Linked DNA regions of Mus musculus: region 2 is linked to region 1. Evidence: chromatin loops called from intact Hi-C (ENCODE). Cell type or tissue: heart. All regions are shown on one strand. Links, peaks and the distances in the headings refer to the core of each region. The heading gives the core; the rest is flanking DNA.

Evidence for each region. Peaks named below come from ENCODE experiments on the same cell type or tissue, not always from the same donor. Only the 100,000 strongest peaks of a DNase experiment are listed, where the experiment ranks them.
Region 2: it touches region 1 in a loop (2.5-fold over the local background); 5 of 42 quality-filtered maps call a loop at or near these places.

The regions. Positions count from the first base shown.
Region 1 is chr11:3,802,288-3,810,287 of GRCm38, reverse strand. The region is part of intron 2 of Osbp2 (oxysterol binding protein 2); the gene reads left to right. It overlaps Gm51880 (a long non-coding RNA gene), which reads right to left and starts at 6,064. Exons shown (of 3, transcript XR_003949627.1): 1 at 5,987-6,064; 2 at 3,989-4,086; 3 at 2,925-3,034. In heart, for the core only: CTCF peaks have their summits at 1,943 (motif pointing left), 4,734 (motif pointing right) and 5,459 (motif pointing right); no DNase peak of the experiment used is centred there.
Region 2 is chr11:3,860,087-3,874,504 of GRCm38, reverse strand. It overlaps Osbp2 (oxysterol binding protein 2), which reads left to right and starts at 10,602. Exons shown (of 14, transcript NM_152818.3): 1 at 10,602-11,272. The coding sequence starts at 10,638. It also overlaps the pseudogene Gm11952. In heart, for the core only: CTCF peaks have their summits at 10,725 and 11,668 (motif pointing left); DNase peaks (open chromatin) are centred at 10,654 and 11,104; H3K4me3 peaks cover 1,337 bases; H3K27ac peaks cover 865 bases; H3K27me3 peaks cover 4,152 bases.

The DNA.
Region 1 (8,000 bases), core at 1-8,000:
AAGATGTCATGCCCCTGTGGGGTCATGGACCCACCTGTAAGCTGTCATGCCCCTGTGGGGTCACGGACCCACCTGTAACCTGTCATGCCCCTGTGGGGTCACAGACCCACCTGTAAGCTGTCATGCCCCTGTGGGGTCATGGACCCACCTGTAAGCTGTCATGCCCCTGTGGGGTCACAGACCCACCTGTAAGCTGTCATGCCCCTGTGGGGTCATGGACCCATCTGTAAGCTGTCATGCCCCTGTGGGGTCATGGACCCACCTGTAACCTGTCATGCCCCTGTGGGGTCACGGACCCACCTGTAAGATGTCATGCCCCTGTGGGGTCACGGACCCACCTGTAAGCTGTCATGCCCCTGTGGGGTCACAGATCCACCTGTAACCTGTCATTCCCCTGTGGGGTCACGGACCCACCTGTAACCTGTCATGCCCCTGTGGGGTCACGGACCCACCTGTAACCTGTCATGCCCCTGTGGGGTCACGGACCCACCTGTAACCTGTCATGCCCCTGTGGGGTCACGGACCCACCTGTAACCTGTCATGCCCCTGTGGGGTCACGGACCCACCTGTAACCTGTTATGCCCCTGTGGGGTCACAGACCCACCTGTAACCTGTCATGCCCCTGTGGGGTCACGGACCCACCTGTAACCTGTCATGCCCCTGTGGGGTCACGGACCCACCTGTAACCTGTCATGCCCCTGTGGGGTCACGGACCCACCTGTAACCTGTCATGCCCCTGTGGGGTCACGGACCCACCTGTAACCTGTCATGCCCCTGTGGGGTCACGGACCCACCTGTAAGCTGTCATGCCCCTGTGGGGTCACGGACCCACCTGTAACCTGTTATGCCCCTGTGGGGTCACGGACCCACCTGTAACCTGTCATGCCCCTGTGGGGTCACGGACCCACCTGTAACCTGTCATGCCCCTGTGGGGTCATGGACCCACCTGTAAGCTGTCATGCTCAGGCTGAGGGCACTCATGGCTGCCACTCATGGCGTCTCTTCTTGGAGCAGCACCTGCCCTCCCCTGAAACCTGCCTTTCAGACTCAGGCGTTTGCTGGCTACAGCTTCCCGACCGCCTTGTGACACTGTCCCTCTCATCTGCCTTCGGGTTCATGAAGAATTGTGTCCTTTGACCCCTCTGCCTTCTTCCCAAGCTCTGGAATTACGGATGCTTGCCACAAGGCCTGGCTTGTGCTTACCACAGTTTTATTGATTTTAAATTGAATTCTCTTTGCCTTCTTTGCTGGGTGATGACTGCTCCTAGGCCACCTCACCCCCGTGGCACAAGGCTATCTAGCCAGTATCCACACATCTCTTAGTCTCTTGACCCCTCAGCATATACAATTGCCAGACTCCACAGACTGGGATCAGCCCACTGATGACCTATGGAGGTCTATCCTGCTGGATTAGTGTCTATACCTGGGTTGGTAGGTCATGATGTAACATGGAGTGCCCAACCTTCTGACACTGGTCATCTACAAATGCCTCAGGCTGAATTCATAGCTGTTATGAGATGTGTGTGTTCCACGGGCCACAGGTTGCACCTGCCTGGGCCTAAATATTCCCATTCCCACCCCACTTGGCAATGCCAGGCCCACGGGGTCAGGGAGCAGAGAGAATGTAGGACTATGGGCAGCTAGCGGATGGTGAAGGAGGTCTCAGATGATATGTCAGAGGACCTCCCCTCTGGCTGGAGGTAGACAAGGCCACATGTCACAAGAGGCCAGAGCTTGTCTGGATCTTGGCAAGGTGGTCTTTTCCTAGTTTCATATTTTCAAGCTCTCTCTTAGGCCTGTCTTAGAAACAGCATGTGTCAAACAGTGAAGCAATTCCTGGTCCCACAATGAGGAGTGGGCAACCCCAGGACTTGCTTGCTAAGAAGCATTCTCCGATGTGGAAAACCTTATATCATGTCCACAGCTGCCATCTGGTGGCTGGCTGGACTTTGGGAGGGCGTGCTGGGCCTGGCAAAGCCATGCTCACCTGCCTGCCTTTTTAAGGTTGGTCCCATAAGGTCGTCAGGATACAGAAGAGCCCAGGCAAAATAAGGAACCCCTGCAGGTAGCAAATGGTCAGTTATGCACACTGCCTGAGTTTGATGTGGCTCATCTTTCCATATTGTCACACATCTGTGCCTCTTCTGAATTTACTCTCTGCTTATCAGCCCTTGTGGCTGACAGGGTCCTTGGACACTGGGCTGTCCTCACACACAATGCCTTATCCCTTTGTCAACACATCTTGGCATCTTCAGCCACGCCCCAGACTGAACCATCTGGCATGAGTCCACCTGTGGGCTCTGTGGCTCCAATTTAGTTACTTCAGTGTTAGCACTGGCCCATGGCAGTCGCCTTATTGTACCCCTTGATGCTGGTGGACTCCTTTCTTTGTTTTGTTTTGCTTTGCTTTGCTTTATTTGATACAGGGTCTTCGTGTGTGTAGTCCTGGCTGCCTGGAACCCACTGTGTAGACCAGGCTGGCCTTGAGTGCAGAGATCCGCCTGCCTCTGCCTCCTGAGTGCTGGGATTAAAGGTGTGCACCACCGCACCTGACCTTGGAAGTTGCTGTCTCTTTTTTCCCTGTTCCACCTGTCCCTGTGGTTGCTCCATTGGCTCCTGCTTCAGGGAGGTTCCTGTTTGCTTGCCTGGTTGTCTAGCATCCTCACACCTGCTTGGCTGTCTCCTAACCATGGGCAGCCTTGGGTAACCATAGGCCTAGGCTCACATCCCACTGTTCCTACGTTTCCTCACCTGTAAATCTGAAGGTTGTCTAAAAGAATAAACAAAACTGTGTCACACAGAGCACCCGTGACCCTGTGCTTGCTTTGAAAATTAAGCAGCCACAAGGCCAGAATTTGAGGTAGCATCAAACAGGTGGTAATTTAGGGAATTTTTCCTTCCAGAATCTTGTAGACTGTGGGGGAGACTGTCCAGGTCAGGTCCAGGGAGCAGGAAGTGTACAGGCTGTGTCAGTGTAGGCAGCAGGGGTACAAAACTTCAGAAATTTTGCCCCATAGTAGGAAGTTCTATGCTCCTAAAAGGTGAGCAAATTTCCATTGTGTTTCTCTCTCTCCCTCTATTCCTCCCTCCCTTCCCCTCCCTCCCTCCCTTCCTCCCTCCCTCCCTTCCTCCCTCCCTCCCTCTCTCCCTCCCTCCCTTCCTTTCATCCTCTCTGTTTGGCAATAAAGTGATAGGCAGTGTATAAAGCTCTGGAGTTTGCCCAAAAGACTGAAAAGGGATTTTATTGAGCTAGAAAATACCAGTTGAGAGGAAGAGAGGGAGGGAGGGAGGGAGGGAGGGAAAGAGAGAGAGAGAGAGAGAGAGAGAGAGAGAGAGAGAGAGAGAGAGAGAGAGAACAAGAACAGATGCATATTTGGTAAAATGACCCCAATAAGTCTTTATAGGGCCAAGCATGGTAGTGCATGCCTATAATCCCAGCACTCATGAGACTGAGGCAGGAGGATGGACAGTCAGGGCAAGCATGGACTACACGGTGAAATCTGTCTCAGAAAAACATTAAATTGCTTATGAACTCTGGGAACTCGTCCAGCTATCTTATGCCTAGGCAACTTAACTAGTAAATTCTATAAAACATTTGTAAAATAAACAATACTATGTACACACATTGTCTTCTAGAAAACATGGAGAGATTCCCAGGCCATTGTATAAAGACGGTGTTGCCTTGATACAAAACCAGACAAATGGTACAGGAGAACTGCAGCTCAATGTCTGTTGTGAACATAGTTTTTAAAAATCTTCAAAATATTAGCAGTCAGAGTCTAGAAAAATATAAATAGGACAATTCACCATGGTCAAGACAGACTTGTGCCAGGAGTGCAACGTAATGTCAGCATTTAAAGATGGGTCTAAGTGAGCACTTGACACAACCCTGTTAGCTCACTCATCAGGACTCAATACCATGTCTGTTGAAAGCTCGGTAAATTAGGAATCACCTCCATTGCATTAAGGGCAACTTCCAAAAGCCCACCTCACACTGTGGATGCTGGGTGCTTCTTGGAGATGTGCAGAGAAAACTCAGAGCTGTCCACTCTTGCCCAGACTCTCGCCTCTCACTGATGATCATAGCTAGCAAAGTAAGCAAGGGAAGGGCAGGGAAGGGCGGGGAAGGGCGGGGAAGGGCGGCAAAGGCACCCGATCAGAACGGGAGGAATAGACCATCTCTGTTTGCAAACTACACAATAGAGCTGTAGGGAAAAAATCCTTAAGTGTCAGCAACGTGTCATTCTGTGTCATTTCCTTGCTTGTTTGATTTTTAGGTTGTTAAGTTGGTCATGGGGGCACACACCTATACCACACTTGGGGAAGTGGAGGCAGGAAGATAGAGAATTAGAGACCAGCTTGGGCTCCTTTATTGGGTTACAGACCAGCATGGGACCAAGAGCAAACCCTAGTTTAACAAGCTTCCCCACGTAGGATGGCTGGACTAAGTCACCCACAGTGTCCCATTTTAGCAAATTGTATTTTGTGTGTGTTGTGTATGTAGAATTCAAACACTAGCTTTCACCAGACATGGTATTGAATTCTGTCGAGTTGACATGGCTGTGTCATTTTTGACATGTAGGGTGTTAGCACAGTGGTAACTTTTTATCAGCCTGCACTTAATCCTGTCCTGGGCAGTGTGACACCTGGTCTTCTTGGGGTCTCTGCCCCAATCCTCCTGGTCTGCAGGCAAACCACCTGGTGAGCAAATAAGACTATCCCTTAAGTTAACACAAGGGGGCGCTAGAGGATGGCTCCTGCACTTGCCTTCCTTCTAAATGGATAGCAACATTGTTCAGTGCTTTTGATCTCATTTTTAGATCATCTTCAGATCTGTCTCACAGGGTGAGGGGATGTCTGGAAAACTATAAGACCCGAGCACAGGGCCAGCCACCTTCTTGTCTGGGACTTTACTTCTAGGGGGCTAGTCCGGTTCTAGGGTTTTCTTTTTCCTGCCTTATACCCTGTTAGCATTCCTGTCACAGCTCTGAGATCACGGCCTATTCTGATGTCATAGTCTAGTGTCAGAATGTTCTCATCAGCCTAGCTTCTGCCACTAGAGAGAGCAGGCAGGCAGCTGGGCAGGGCTGGGGCAGGGGTGGCTGGTGGCCCTGGGGGCCTACCCTAAGGAACATCTGCCAGCCTATCACCCTAAGATGAACATCCTCTAAAAAGGTAAGGCTCGGAAAGCTTTCTTCCTGTCGGGGATGGTGCCAAGGTGGGGAGTGTGGGGTCGGCATGGCTTTGTAAACACCACTCTTGGAACTTTCAGTCTGTGTCCTAAGTGGCTAGCACACATGACACTTCTCCCCTTGTACATGAGGAATGGCTTTCTGAAATGTGGTGTCTCCCTCCCTCCATTTATTTTCATTCCTATTTTATGTGTGTGGGTGTTTTGACGCCATGTCTGTGCACTATGTGTATGCAGTATCTTCGGAGGCCAGAAGAGGGCACCAGATCCCCTGGGAATGGAGTTACAGGTGGTTATAAGCCACCCTGTGGGTGCTGGGACTAGAACCTGGGGTCTTCTAGAAGAGCAGCCAGTGCTCTTAGCTGATAAACCAGATCTCCAGCCCCTTCAGTTTCTTTTGAGACAAGGACAGGCTGTGCAGCTCATGCTGGCCTGGGACTTACTGTGTGTAATAACCCAGGCTGGCTTCAGATTCGGAATCCTGTCTCAGCCTCCTGAGTGCTGGGAGTCATGTGTGCCAAGAGGGGGACGGATCTGCAGCTGGAGAACTGAAGGTTTCTGGGTTGTGATTAAATCAATCACAGGACGGGCTGGGAACAGATATAATTCTGGAACACTCTTAGCAGAGAAGACCTTGAGCAGCGTCTCATAGGAAGTTGTCGTTGACTTGAAAGCAACAGGTGTGAGGGGGCTGTAGAACCTTGGGGATGGGATTGTCAAGCCTTTTCTTTAGTTGTTGTGGAGAATTAAGACATAAACTGAGGGACCTATGTATACTCATCACACAGACACTACCTGTCCGGAAGTCACAGCCAGTCTTGTCTGGAAGCTTCCCATGGTTCAGGCATACATCGGCCACTCCATCCCCCGACCCTGGGGATTGTACCTAGTGCCTTATGCATACTAGGCAAGCCCCTCCCCCCTTTACATTTTGAGACAAGGTTTTGTGATGTTGCCCAGGCTAGCTTTGAACTTCACTCCCAAAGTAGCCAGAATTGCAGGCCTATGGCACTAGGCCCAACTCATCCATGTAACTTTAAAGGAGAAGGATTTGGTTTTGTTCTTATCAAAACATGACACCCATATCTATAAAATCTACACTGGAAGGTGGTTTGCTTAAAGGAGCCAAGTTTTTTTCCTGAGTCCCGCAGTGTGTAAGGGAGGTAGAAGTGGGGGTACAGAGAGCTGAGAAAAGACCCAGTGTTGGCTTCCAGCGGAGGAACTGGCTTCTGGGCAGGCCCGGGGAAGGTAAGAAATCTTGCTGGGAAGATTTCGGATCTTCTCAGAGAAGGGGGCCCCAGGCACAGCCTCCCGAGGGCTTAGCCTTGGTGGCTGGGGAGAACTTGGTGGGGCTGTGGCTGAGTGGAAGAGCTGCTGACCCAAAGCAGCACAGAAGGCCTGCCAATATGTAGGGAGGCAAATGGATTGCTTTAGGTACGACCCTCTGACCCACACAGGTGGCTGGGGCTTGCTGAGGGGCCCACATAAATCAGTGCTGCCTGAAAGAGGCTCGGGGCGACCAGAGCTCAGATAGATGCGATGCATCAAAGGTGGAGATGGTCTGTCCTCAGAAACTTAGTTGGCTTTTCCCAGCGTGGGTGGCAGGAAGCAGACATTCTGACCTGGGCTCGCATCTCAGGGCCTCAGCTGAGCCCAGCAGGATAGAAGCAGGCATTTTGGGAAGCGGAAGCCACTGCCTCAGAAAGACCTTCTCACCCTTACAGTGACGTGAGCATCATTTTCCTGACTGGCCAGCTGCCTTGATTACTAACGACTTCCTTGTAGCATAAAAGAACTCGGGCCTTTATAATTAACAAGTCAGACAGACCCATGCATTGTTGTCATTAGCTACCAGACTGTCACACTTGGCCGTAGCCCGAAGTGAGTGACACTTGAGCTGCAGCCCTTCCCTGGTGCCGTCTGCATCCACTTTGTCTATCTGGGCTAGTGATACACTCCCAAAGGTCAGGGCTGCCATCTACACAGCACAAAGCCGGTGCATTGCCTGGTGGCATGAACAGGTGTGGTCTAACTAGAAAGTGTAAAATTTGGGACTTTACCCTTGAATTTCTACAAGACTTTAGACAAGGCCCTCAGCTCATTAAGCCTCCATTGTCTTTCCCACCAGTGGGAAACCAAGGAAAAATATCTACATCTCAAGATGGCTTTGAGGGCAAATAGCAGCAAGAGAGACAGTAAGACAGAAACTCAAAACAACCAGGCAAGAGAAGGCCACGAGGGGCTGCTGGGAAACTCAGTCATTGCCCACACTCTCATGGACTCCTCGGCTGACCATAGATTTGAGTGAGATATATGTTGGTCCAATGCAGATGGGAGACAGATGATTGGAAATGGCTTCAGAGAGAGAGATGTCTGTACGTGTCCATGTCCTTGTGTGTGTGTGTGTGTGTGTGTGTGTATGTGTGTGTGTGTGTGTGTGTGTGTGTGTGTTGGTGTTGGGAACAATATCCCAGGCAGTGTGCTTTAAAACCAGAGATGTTATGCACAGTGTAGGGAGAGTGTCCCTGGAGGATTGTACAGACAGTGATTCTTAATTCCACTTCTATTGCTGGTCTCTCCCGGGGTCCCTCTGTGTCTTTGTCCTCTGCAGACTGGCTTCCTTGTTATGCTACAGCTTTGCTGTATGGGGTGGCCTGGCTGACCCTGGCTGTACCTGGGCTTTTGACTCCTGTACCCAGCCTCAGATTTATCCACAACAGTGGCAAAACCTCTCCAAGCAGGTTGCCAGCTTTGATCTGAGGGTCACCTGAGTGTGTCATAAAAGCCCTGCCCTTTGTCCTAGGTCCCG
Region 2 (14,418 bases), core at 6,419-14,418, 58 kb before region 1:
TACAGAACTCAAAGTTAATTTGTACTTGAGTTTAAAAAGATAAATTAGAGCCAGGCAGTGGTGGCGCACGCCTTTAATCCCAGCACTTGGGAGGCAGAGGCAGGCGGATTTCTGAGTTCAAGGCCAGCCTGGTTTACAGAGTGAGTTGCAGGACAGCCAGGGCTACACAGAGAAACCCTGTCTCAAAAAACAAACAAACAAAAAAATCCTAAAAAGATAAATTAAAGGTAAAGAATATTTAGTATAGTCAGACATATTTACAAATACATCAAACCATTTATTAAGCAGGGTTTCATGGAAGCCTCCTGTCAGGGCATATCCTCTAGTTTTTCAGAGTGGAGAATAAGAATGGGTGCTGTGCTGAGGTGGGGTGTTGCTGTGTTGCTGAGTTTGATCTAAAATTCTGGGCTCAAATGATCCTCCCACTTCCCCTTCTAAAGTGCTGAGGCTACCTTGTGTGTGTCACAAGTGGCTCAGTTAATTTTAGGACAGTCACCAAGGTGGGAATGTATAAGAATTCCTCAGAAATAGTCATCAGAATGACACATTAATTATCATCCAGGTTTTGAATATGTTTCTACTGTGAAATTTCTTCTTTGTCAGTGAATGCTTTTCTGGGCTCATTTCTTTGAAGGGCTGGTGAGCCGTCTGCACATTCAATTCCAGAGCCAAAGCTGACAATGGTTAATTTGCTTTCACCTTCCTTTTGGCTTCTTTATGTTTCTTCCAACATTCCAAAAGGAGACTATCTGTTCAGGCTTCCCAAGAATTTCTGCTAATACTATCTCCCACACCACTCCAGAATAAGTTAGGACCACGAAATCTGTCGTCATTCTCAGAGAAAAGGAAAAACCTAATGGTCTCGTTCTCAGGAGCCGCTCTCCAGGGCTGCCTTCCCACGTTTCACTAGTTTGATTCTATAGGTGGCATCCTTTTCATCTTTAGTGGCTGAATCAAAAAAAAAAAAAAAAAAAAAAGGGAATGTAAAGCCACTGGTCTGCTCAGGCCCACGTGCCAGTGTCACGGCCTCCTGATTTTCCCAGTCCCCTCTCTAGCACCAGCCTCAGTCCTGGGCGCATCTTCTTCCTTTTCATCTGTGTTGCTCATACTTTGGAATATTTCTTTCAAAATCTGTAGCAATGTTATAATACATGTCTTGGGATACCTCAGGCCGCTTCTCTGCTTCTTCCTTTTTCTTCTTCCATTTGGCCTTACTTTCTTTTTCTTTATCTTCTTGTTTTCTTTCATAAATGGCATGGTCATGCTTTGTTGGGTCATAATATACGATATCCTTAAATTTCTTAGCAGCCACTGCTCCTTTGTAGAGTTGTTCACATTGATACTCAAAACACTTTGCACAGCATTCAGGGTTTTCCTTTTTTTTCTGCAGCAAGCTCATCTTCGTTCACTTTATTTTCATTTAGCTCTTTCTGTTTGTCCTCACTGTCATTCTCTAAAAATCTAGAGTCCATGTGGAATCTCTCATCACTTCCAAACCGAGACTGCAGATCTGTACGCTTCTGGCCAGCTCTGCCTAAAGGGGGCTTCATTACCTTTGTTAGGGCTCATTTTTTTTAGGTTTTGAGATGAATTTTGCTATGCAGCTCTTGTTGGTGTAGTACTATTTAGCTAGCCAAGGCTGGCAAAAAACTTACAACAATATTCCTGCCTCAGCCTCCAAAGTGCTAGGAGTACAGGCACAGGCCACCATACCTGACAGATTTTGTTACTTAAACTAGCCTGTGATCCCATATGTATGATGCTCCCGTATTTATGTTCCATCACTGTAATAACATTCCAGAGATGCTGTATTTATGGAGAGAGAAGCTCCCTTTGGCTCTGTCTATTATCAGGTAGGACCATGCCTGGTGGCCTGTGTCAAGGCAACATTTCACAGTGATAATGGCTTGGGGGAGCAAAGTCACTAACCCTAAAGTGGGTAAAGAGTTAAGTTGGTAGATTTCCTTTACCCATTCAAGGGACTTTCCCCAGTGACACAAACCTCCCACCAGGCTTAGAGATCCCACTGCCTCCGAATAACTCCAAACTAAGGAACCAGCCTAAAATACACAGACCTTTGCTATAGCTTCATAAACAAGTTATAGATCTATTATTTTGTCGTATATATCGATGTATGGATATATATATTCACATATATGTAAGTATACATATAAACAACACACATGTATATATTTACATGAATGTATATATGTTTCTACATCCATGTGTGTCATATATACACACATCATATATGTTTATATATATGTATATTTATGATATACATCCACAGATATGAAGTGGGAAATTCTGGTTTCTTTGGAAAGTCAGTTATGACAAATGATGTTTTGCTGGGGCACACAGGTGAAGGGTGTTTTGCTATATGTATAGCAAACACATGAAAGGATGCATGATGTGTAGAAAGAGTATAAATCTGACCCCACAGACAGAGGGGGGCTTGAGCATTGGTTCTCTTTGCTCGGCCTCACTATGCTTCCCTGTGATATGCAGCCGAGGACACACAGGGGTTGGCTCACCTGACACTGCATCGCTGAGCTTCCCTTGTGGTGATGTCATAGAGAGAAACTGGCCACAGAACTTCTTGTGATGTTCCTGCGGCTTCTTCCCACTTCCTCAGACTCAGGTTGGTTAGGGAGCCTCTCCGATTCTTCTGGACTGAACTGCCCTTGCTGATTCGTGCGTGGTATCCGCCAAGCAGACTGGACTGCAGCTGTTGATTCATGTTTGGTGTTTGCTACTGGACTGGACTAAGAACACCGGGGATGGGAGTTACCCCAAAGAACTGTTTCTAAACAGGCACACTTCCCCCTGTATCCTAATAATATTCCTTTCCCACTACATCTGGTGGGTGGTAGATTAGAGGGGAGGTTGAATCATTATTAAAGTAGGATGTAAAAAATATACACCTACACTGGGCAGTGGTGGCGCATGCCTGTAATTCCAGTACTTGGGAGGCAGAGGCAGGCGGATTTCTGAGTTCAAAGCACCTTATAAGTGCCTGGTGCCTGTGGAGGCCAGATAAGGGCATCAGATCCCTTTGGAGTTACAGAAGGTAGTGAGCTGCTGGGAATGGAAACCTGGGTCCTTTTAAAGCTTAGCCTGTACTCTTAACCACTGAGCCTACTCTCCAGCTCCAGTAAAATCCTTTTCTAAAGAAACTGAATTATGGGTTGAGACAGTTCAGTAGGTAAAGTACCTGACTTAGAAGCACAAAGATCTGAGTTTAATTCCCAGAACTCATGTAAGGAGAGCATGTGGTAATTCTAGCCCCTGGGAGAAGGACACAGGCGGACCCCTGTGGCTTGATTGGCCAGCCAGCCTAGTCTACTTGGCAAGTTCCAGGTCATTTAGAGACTTTGTCTCAAAAAATGGTAGATTTGGAGTTGCACCCTGGGTTGTCCTCCAGCTCCTATACGTAGGTGCACACACGTGCATGAGCACACATGTGCATACACAGACAAAAGGAAAAAGGATGCATGCTGGCACACATCTGTAATACAGGCATTGGGAGCAGGGGAGATGTGACAGAGGCAGGAGAGTCCCCAAAAGCTTGCCAGTCAGCTAGAGTAGCCATAGAAAACCAACAAGGAGACCCAGTCTCAAACAAGGCTGAAGGCAAAGAGCGACCCCCGAGCTGTTCTCTGGCCATGGCATGTACATAACCGCATTTACAAGGGTGACTGCCTATATATACATTGTACACACATGCATACACACAAATTAAAAAATAATCACTCTCCAGTCAGACTAACAGAAAAGAGGAGCCCAGGGAGCGGATGAAAGGATGCCTTCGGGCTGGGCAGATGCTTCAGAAAGCAAAATTGTGGCATGCAAACCTGACAGCCAACCAGAGTTCAAGCCCCCAAACCCACAGAAAGGCCAGATGTGGTGCTGTGTATCTGTAACCAAGGTGGAAGGCAGAGACTGGAGAGTTGTCCGGACACTTGAGGAGCAGCTAGCCTGGAATATGTAGCACAGAAGCAAACCCAGTGAGAGACCCTGGCAGGAAGAAGGAACTGATTCCTGAAAGTTGTCCTCTGACAGCCCCACCCCCACCCCCACCCCCGTGTTCCTGCCTCCCACCACACCACATATGTGTCTGCACTCATTCACACTCCAAACTAAAGAGTAATTAATATTTTAAAGAGAGAAAACTTGACTTCCCAGGTGTGGACAGTAGTGAACCCAGGAGATGAGTAATGTGGTAGTTGTTAAGAATGGCCCCCTTAGGCTCACATATGTGAATGCTTAGTCACCAGGGAGCTTTTGATAGGATTAGAAAGATTAGGAGGAGTGGCCTTGTTGGAATAAATGGAGTTATAATTGGGTGCCCACATGCTCTGATGGATCATAGCAGTTTATCTGGGGAGGCCAAGGTGAGGAAGATCTTTTGTTTATTTCCCTTGAGGCTAGCTGTCCTTCAATCGAGATCTTCCTGCCTCTGTCTTCCAAGTGCTAGGGATACAGGTGTGTGCTACCATGCTTAGTAGAATAGAGAATATTTAAAGGAAAAATAAAGGCTACATAAGTTTTTAAAAAAATAAATAGCAATTATCCTTGGCTAGAATAATCAATAAGGATGGTACCAGTCTGAGATAGAATAGGGTGCTGCAGAAATTATTTATGTAAGATTGCAGTTTTAGATGCACCACATAGTAGCTGATATCAGACTTATGTGTACCTCATAGCCTTTGCTTTTTGGCTTTCTACTTCTACTTTGTTTTGCATTTGGCATCTATAACTCCATTTTGATTCTGATGACATTTACACAACAGACAGACATAATAAGTGCAATAATAATTTCATCATGTACATTTTATTAGTCTGATCAGGCTGCCATAGCAAAATACCACAGACTAATGACTTAAAAAACAGAAATTTGGGGACTGGAGAGATGGCTCAGCAGTTAAGAGCATTGATTACTCTTCCAGAGGTCCTGAGTTCAATTCCCAGCAACCACACAGTGGCTTACAACCACATGTAAGGGGATCCGATGCCCTCTTCTGGTGTGCCCGAAGACAGCGATAGTGTACTCACATATATAAAATAAATAATTCTTTTTTAAAAAAAAAAACTGGGGAGAACTGGACCTGGGATCTCGAAAGCAGGAGAGCTGGCCCCACATGGGAGAGTGGGCTCTGTACCTCCCCTGGACAGTAGGGTAGAGCTGGGACTTGTTGCAGGGGTTGCTGGTGAGCAGCTGCAAGGGCAGGAGAGGCAGGCTGACCAGCTCAGAAACCTCTCAGGCCCAGACCCAGGGCTGTGAATTGGCCCACCCCAACATCTACCCCATCATAGTACCTTTTGGTTACTATGAGTTATATTATATGAACATTGGAGTATGACATATGTTTAAGTCTGTGCTCCTAAACTTTTTGACTCTATACCTAGAATTAGGATAGTTGGATCATAGTTTTTAAGGCCTAATACTTGCTAGATAAGTACTATACCACTGAGCTACATCGCCAAACATGCCCTAGACATGTTTTCATTTATTTGTTTATTCTGAGGTAGGTTTTTTTTTTTTTTTTTTTTAGCTCTAGCTGTCCTGGAACTTTCTTAAACATATCTCATACAATTATAGTTCATTACTTCTAGTAAACCACTGAATGTGAATGTGCTTGGGCATGCTTTTAATCCTAGCACATAGGAGGCCGTGACAGAAGAATTGAGATTTTGAGGCTAGCTTGAGCTATAATAGTAAGACTCTGTTTTGATTTTTTTTTTTGGGGGGGGGTGGTTTTGAGATAGGGTTTCTCTGTGTAGCCCTGGCTGTCCTGGAACTCACTTTGTAGACCAGGCTGGCCTTGTGTGGGCTGCTAGAGTACACAAAGGGGCCAGTCCTACAGACCCAAAACCACAGGATCTCCATGACACAGGGTGACAACAGGATATCCTAGAGGAGTCCCAGAGAGGTTCCAGTATTGATAGTGTAGCAAAAGCCAGAAGCCTTATATCAGACCAAGCAAAGAACATTTGCAGGCAAAGAATGTGGACAAAAGGGAATACTGTGGAACCCACTGTGACACACTTCAGCTTCCACAACAAGATTTTTTTTCTTTGTTGGGGGAAGGTTGCTCTCTGTAGGGAGCTTATGAGGAGAAGGGAAGATATGCAGGATTGGGGTTCATGACGTGAAGTTCACAAAGAACCAATAAAAAGTTAAAAAAAAAAAAGGAACCAGAAATTATTTTTACAGTTTTGGAGGCTAGGAAGTCCAAAATCAAGGTGCTGACCTAGAGGGCTTCTAGCGAGCACCCACAGGGGCCGCTTTCTCTCAGTCCTTATATTGTGAAGCTAGAGCAAGCCCTTTGGTGTCTCTTACTGGTTTTGTTTTGTTTGTTTTATGGGCATATATTCTTTTGTTTTGTTTTCTTTTTCTTTTTTGTTTTGTTTTGTTTTTGAGACAGGGTTTCTCTGTGTAACCTTGGCTGTCCTGGAACTCACTTTGTAAGACCAGGCTGGCCTCGAACTCAGAAATCCGCCTGCCTCTGCCTCCCAAGTGCTGGGATTAAAGGCGTGCACCACCACTGCCCGCTGGCATGTGTTCTTTTAATAGGGTCTCACTGTGCTGTTCTGGCTGGCCTGGAACACACAGAGACCTTCTGGCCTCTGCCTTTAGGTGCTGGGATTTAAAGGTGTGTGCCACCATGTCTAGTCTTCTCGTGTCTCCTCTTATAAAAATACAAGTTCTGTTGAATTAGGGTCCCATCATGTATCCTCATTTCACCTCAATTATGTGCTTACTTCAAATACAGTTACACTAAAGGTAAGATAAGAATTTGGGGTTCACACTAGGGAATTCAGCATTTCTTAAACTCTGATCTGTGTTCAGTATCATCCAGCTGTTCCTAAAATATATTTTTATGCTTTGTTTATTTGAGTCAACATCTGAACAAAATTCACATACTGCATCTGGTTAAAATGTCTTTTTAAAATTGCTAATAGTTTCCCAGCTGCGATAGCACATGCTTATAATCCCAGCACTCCAGAGGCTGGGATAGAAGGCTCATGATTTCAAAATCAGCTTGGGCTATGTAGCAAGTCCCAAGCAAGTCTACAGTGAGGCTCTGTCTCAAGGCAGAACAATAACAAAAATTGATAACAATTTATTTCCATAAATTTTTAGATTGTGAATTTATTGAACAAATTGGTTTTTTGGTTGTAGAGTTTCCAGTATTTTCTGAGTAAATTCTCTGTGCACCCACAGGCAAGCAATAAAGACTTTTTTCCAGGTATAAGCATATCCTGCGGGGCTTACCTTGCAACACTATAAGCTCCGAGTAAACTCATCCTTCTCTAAGTTTTATTGCAGCATTAGAAAAGAAACTAAGACAAGCTCCTTGGGATAGTGAGCAAATTTCTCTATCTTAAAATATTTAAAACCAACTTATTTATTATTATGTGTCGTGTGTGAAGATATGTGTCGTGTTCATGTGTGCCACAGCATGTAAGTAGAGGTCAGAGGACAACTTTCCGGAATCAGCTTTCTCTTTACACTTGACTGCACTCAGGTTGTCAGGTTTGTGGGAAGGGCATTTATCCCCTGAGCTGCCTTGCTGGGCCCTGCACTTCTTTTATACTGAGCCACAGAGATACTTGGTAAAATTCAAGTTTAGTGTTTTGCGGTGTGGAGGGAGGTTATAGAGACAATCATAGATGGAGCTCAGTTGTCAAGAGCACTTCCATAAGCCCCGGGTTCTATTCTGAATACTCATAACCATCTGTAAGTCCAGTCCTAGGAGTCTGATGCCCTCTTCTGCCCTCTGCACACGCGTGGTGCAATACATACATGCAGATAAAACAGCCATACAACATAAAAAAATAAATACATACATAAAATTCAGAAAAATAATCATAGATGGTACTGTTTCGCTCTGGCTCTTAGCAGGCTACACGTACTATTCTGTGACTCTCCTCTGTTGTTAAGATCGATGAACACATTCAATTCATGTCACCTGGATACGTAATGACATTCTCCATGACCTGTCTCTTAGTAGCTACAGGTTATATTTATTTGCCTTGATTCATTATTCACAAGGAGCTGCCCAAAGGTGATGATTGGTTCGAATTCCATTGTTCTCTTTATAGTTATCGGACAATGCTTTGGTTAGTATGAGATTAGTTTTACAACAAAGGTAACTTATCAGTTTTCAGAATAATGACGAAGTAACTCCAAAGTGAGTTATTTGTTTTTAAATAACTTTAGGGATTTGTGGGCTTAATGATGGCTTTACAGCCCATCACAATAGTGATTATTCTTACTGATGCTCAAATTGTTTCATTTGGATTATAAGTGGTACCTCTTTCCAGCCTAGCAAGGCTGGCTGTGACCTCCCGCCACTGCTTAGCGGAGCCACCTGCTGTGCTGCTCCTTTGATGTGCCATTACCTGCCCGAGGCCCAACCTGCCTGAGGCCGAACCGGTTCTCTTCCAAGACTTTCCGGAGTTAGCACCGAACTTTGATCTTCATCTTCGAAAGTTCCCACTAAAAAGCTGACCTATCTACTTCTAAGGAACTTGCTTGGCCAGGGACGGGCCTCCCTTTTTCTTTATAAAGCGTGTTTGCTGACATTAAAATTGAACCTTGAGCCGAGCCTTGTCTTGGTTCCGTCCTTATCTCGCGCAGCCTAGCCCCTCTTCTCTTCCAGGTTTCCAAAGTGCCTTTCCAGGCTAGAACCCAGACCTGTGATCTGCTAGCCGGACACAACATATAAGGTCATGTTTAAATTGACTCCTGAGTTCTTTGGATAAAACATGTTAACACAGTAGTCCTGAATGACTCTTTGCTTCTGACTATGACAAGATCTTCCAGATAAGTTCATCTATTCTTTCCTCCTTTTATTTATTTATTTTTTAAATGTGCATGGCTGTTTTGCCTTCCCATAGATGCCCATACACCACATTTGTGCCTGTAGAGGCCATAAAAGGGCATTGGCTCCCTGGGACTGGAGTTGTAGATGGTGTGAGCTGCAGTGTGAGTTCTGGGACCTGAATCCCAGGTCCTTAGCAAGACTGGCCATCGCTCCTGCTCCGGGTGGCTCTGTCTATCTTGTGCATTTCCTGCTCCAGACTTGGAGTTGACATTTCTTTGGGAAAGATCAGAGATTTTAAAGTTTTTCTTTTTTTTTGTCCAGAATATTAAGAGTGAAAGCTCTGGGCCAGGTATAATGGCTCACGTCTGTAATCCCAGAACTCTGGTTCTAAGAAACAAACATTTCCAGATGGAGACCAGCCTGGACTACATATAAAGACTCTGTTTCAACACACTTTATTTTAAAAGATTTATTTATTTTATCTTATGTTTATGAGTATACTGTAGCTATACAGATGATTGTGAGCCTTCATGTGGTTTCTGTTCTGGGAATTGAATTCAGGACCTCTGTTCACTCAGGCACAAAGATTTATTTATTGTTATATGTAAGTACACTCTAGCTGTCTTCAGACACACCAGAGGAGGGCATCAGATCTCACTACAGATGGTTGTGAGCCACCATATGGTTGCTGGGAATTGAACTCAGGACCTTTGGAAGAGCAGTCAGTGCTCTTACCCACTGAGCCATCTCACCTCCTTCCCCCCCCCCCCCACTTTAAAAATGAAAATAAATTTCCCTTGTTTCTAGAAGCTTTGGTTTCTCTAGGATAAAGGGCATTCCTTGTGGTGGGGTGTGGGGCAGCTGTTCTGTGTCCTGCCCTCCTCTTGACAAAACACTGAGCTATTAGCTATTTGCCAGACAAGCTGTTCTCCCTGGTTTGGGTCTTTGTACACAGCGGTTTCTCCTTGAAGGTCTTTCTTGTTTCTCTAACTCTGTAGACCTTGTCTCTTCTGTGACTCTTGCCCAAATTTGGTAGAACTAATGACAGGCCTGTCATCTTAGGTAGCTTGGCAATTTGTTTCAGGAGTCGAAACATCTCGTTAAGAATTTATTAGTTAGCTTCCTTCCCTGAGGGCTGCACACACATCTGACACGTGCATGCACAGTGGCTGCTTCCCAAGCTTGTCAACCTTGCTCTCATCTCCTGCTCTGGTCGCTGACAAAATGTACCACAGAACTCTCTAGTTAATAACTCAATGATGCTCTCGGAGCATCTACTCTGCCAAATGTGCCTCATATGCACCATCTTATTACAGCCTTTGAAGGAGGTATTATCTTCATTGTATAGATGAGCCAACAGAAGTTTGTGGAGTGGCTACAGTTCCCACAACTAGGGAGAGGGCCTAGGCTGGATTTCCTCAGGTCGGACTCCCAGGGTTTGAGATTTGCTGTCCACGACCCACCCATTGCTCAGAGTTGCGTGGCGAGCGCACCGCGTGGCTTTCATTCACCATTGTTCTCCCAGCGCCTGGCACAGGAGGGACAGCAGCCTGAAGCGTGAAGTGCCTTCCACGTCGTCTGCCTAACTCTTGGCCCACGGGGTTCCTTCCACCTTAGCCAGAGCGGCGGAGGGACCCACGCGCACCCGATCTCTGTCGCTCACGTGAGGGCTCCACCCATCCCGTCCACTCCTCCACCAACCCCGCCCGGCTCCGCCCCGCCACTCCCTCCGAACAGGCCCCACCCACTCCCGCCCCGCCCCGCCCCCACTCCGCGCTCCGCCGAGCTCGGGTCCACAGCTCTATGGGGAAAGCGGCCGCTCTGAGCCGAGGCGGCGGCTGCGCTGGCCGCTCCCGCGGGCTCTCGTCGCTGTTCACGGTTGTGCCCTGCTTGTCCTGCCACACGGCGGCGCCGGGCATGAACTCATCCGCGTTCGGCTCAGGACCAGCGTCAAAGCCTCAGCTCCAGCCTGTGCAGGCACCAGAGCGGGAGTTGCTGTCGAAACAGGTGTGCCAGCCAATTTCTGAGCCGGCGTCGAGATCCGAACCTGGGTCCCAGACGACGTCTGTGCCAAGGCCTTCAGGGGTTGGGCAGGAATCGGAACTACAGGGCTTGTGGCCGGGGTCAGAGAACGGCACAAGGTCTGTGTCCATCATCAAAGCTTCGCCAGAGCTGGCAATGCCGTCCCCGCTGCAGTCAACAGTAGGGAGTTTGCCCGTCACCAAACCCGAGTCCAAGCTGGTGCCAAAGACCCAGTCTTTTCTGCGACAAGGACAGGCGAAGATTTCTGTCGGGACTCCGGTGTCAGGGATTGGTGTCCAAATGGTCTCACCACCTCTGGACAGCTACAAGGGTTGGCTCCTCAAGTGGACTAACTACCTGAAGGGCTACCAGCGCCGTTGGTTCGTGCTCGGCAATGGCCTGCTGTCCTACTACAGGTACGGAAGTACCGAGGTAGGACATCTGTGGTTGGAGGGTGGTGGTGGCCGGCCTCGACTGTGGGGTGGGTGTCACCATAACCCTTCTGAGATGTTTGCATGAACTTCTGTAGAAGTAATGCCTGTCAACTGCCAAGGGAAGACGTGACCTGTGGACATGGCCTCTGGCAAGCTTGAGTTTAAAAGGATGAGTGGGGAGATGGGTGGAGTAGGTCTTTTGTTCCCCTCCTGTTTTTGGTGGTCATGGAACCAGGGGCTGCGTCTGGTTCACTGTGTTCATGGAGGGAGGCAGCTAGTGAACCCCTCTCTTGGGAAGGACTGTGGGTCCCACCTCCCGTGGTTACTTCATTTGTTTCCTACCTTTGCTGACACCTGCTGGTGGCCAGGCCTTGGGCTGGGACTCGCTGACCCACAGATAGAGCAGACATAGTGTGTACCCCCTGGGACCCCAAGTTGACATTTTGCAGCAGATAATGCTTTCCTGTTCCCTTGCTTATTCCAGAAGTAGCTTGGGTTTCGGAGCTGCAGTAGAGACAGAGCTGGCACGACCTCCTGCTAAAGCTGGACTTCCTTCCCTTTCTCACTAGCTGTTTCCTGGGATTGCAAGCTTTGAGATCTCAGGCCGCTCTAGATGAGAGCTTCTCAAACTAAGTGGGGTTGCTGCAGCAGTGTCTAGGTCTCCCGCTGAATCCCTCCTGAGATAGGCCTGAGGAAAGCACCCGAGGGATGGCTTTTCTAAAAGTTTCCGTGTGAGGACTGTGAGGCTGGTTCAGAGTCAACTCTTCAAGAAGGCCTTCTTCACTGTTAGACAGATTTTCCCACCATGTTGTTGGCCAAAGCTTGGGTTTCCTCCGCTAATAGTACTTCAGGTTCTGCTGAGCCCTTTGGAGACAAGGCGCCTGGTGCAGAGGCTTGCTAAGTGTGGTATGGCTGAGAATATTCGTGCTCCACTGGTTAAATGTGACCCTTGCACCAAGTTGAGAGTCAGGGGCCTTGTTCCCTTTCAGGTGGAGGAGAAGCCAAAATGAGTCTGAGTTGCCCTACTCACGTAGTGTCTCAGCTGTGACCCAGAACACAGGGTTAGCACACCAAGCAAGCAATAGGAGACCCTACCCAGATGGCGGTTTTAATCTATATTAACATACACTCCAGCTAGGCAACGCTCCTATCCAGCTATGCAATGACAAGGACTTTTTTGTGATTTGCTGAGTTATTTTTCATTTGGAGGCAAGGGGGCATAGCGTCAGCTGTGGTCATGAACTTCATTCTCTGTTACACTCATTCATTTCATCCCACTGGCCGCGGTGTGAGGTAGGCTCCCATGTCATTGTATTTCACAAGGGAGTATTTTGAGGCTGGAGAGGAGGAGGAAGCTTTGTCATCTGGTCACCTGCCCAGGGCCTGCAGCTCTTCAGTGATCTCACCTCTTTATGCTCCAGAACACTTTTCATAAAAGTGGTATTTCTTAGTACTCAAGCTTCCAGAGGAGTCTGCTCTTTGTGCCTCAGTTTCTCCAGTGCTGGAATTACAAGTCTGTGCCACTATCTCTGGATTCCCATCCACACTTCTGATCTAAATCCCATTTTTCAGTCCGAGCATGACCATCCTGCCACTGGGCTCAAGGCCTGAGCCCCTTCCAGACCTGTGGCTCATGATCCTGTCAGTAGCAGGACACTCTCCTAAGTGCTCCACTGTAGCCTGTGTGCCTCTGTGTGTGTGTGGTGTCCCCTTAGCCTCCTTCACAATCCTGCATTTCTGTTTGTATTCAATAGCTCCTGTCTCAGTAGTTCCTCACAGGACAAGATCAGGTCACAGTGTCTGAGATAATTTTCTTACCTACGACCTCTTTCCCTTAGGGCTGTGAGGGGCAAGGTCCTCTGATGTGGCTGAGAAAGAAACAGAGCATCTCTCTTGCAAGTTTCTCTTGGGTGTGGTGGTCCATTCCTTACTCCCAGTGTCTGGGAGGCAGAGGCAGGTAGATCTTTGTGGGTTCAAGGCCAACCTGATCTATGTAACAAGTTCTAGGCTAGCCAGGGCTACATAATGAGACTGTGTCTCAGAAGAATAAAACCAAATAAAAAAAAAAAAGGTAAAACTCTTAACTAGGTAAAGCTGAGTGGTGGCAGAAAATATGGGATCATCTTTTTCTTTCTTTGAATAACAGAAACATTTTACTAAGGCACGAGGCCTTTAGAAATGTATTCCAGACAAGCTGTATAAAATGGTTGTCAGGAATGTTTGTTCGAAGTCAGGAAAGGCATCTTTGGCATCAAACCACATTAGTTGTGAGGTTGTGATTTTTTGTTGTTGTTGTGTTGTTTTTGTTTGTTTTGTTTTGTTTTGAGACAGGGTTTCTCTGTGTAGCCCTGGCTGTCTTGGAACTCACTTTGTAGACCAGGCTGGCCTCGAACTCAGAAATCCACCTGCCTCTGCCTCCCAAGTGCTGGGATTAAAGGTGTGCACCACCACAGCCTGGCTGAGGTTGTGATTTTTAACATACTTGTTATGGTTCAGCCAGTTGAGCTTATTCATATACACATCTAAATAGAGATGGACTTGGCTGAAGAACATATTTTAAAGAACTAATTAGCTGTTGTTTATTTATTTACTGGGCGAAGGGGAAGGCGTGCCAGGCCTGACACCCACGTGGAGGTCAGAGGATGACTTTCAGGAGTAAATTCTCTCCTTTCACCGTGTGGTTTCACCCTATTGACCTCAGGCCACCAGCCTTGGCAGCAGGTACCTTTTCTGACTCAATCATATCTCTGGCCCTGTTTAGCTACTTTTTTTTAAAAATTGTATTTTTAGATTAACTTAATTTTTATGTTTTACCTGTATGTATGCCCACATAGCACATGCTTGCCTGGTACTCTTAGAGGTCCAAAGAAGGCATTGGATCTCTTGGAGCAGGAATTCCAAATGATTGTGTACCACTCTGAGGGTCCTGGGACTCATCCTCGGGCCTTGTGCAGTAGCTGTCATTACAGCGGTGCTCCTACCACTGCTATGAGACCCTCACATGAAAGGAGAGGGGAAACGGCCCACGAATTTAAAACAAAACCAACCTCTCTCTAAAGATGTGAAATAGAAATACCCACACTCCTCCCATTGTCCCTGACAACTACCTTTATTCTGAGTGCTTTGTA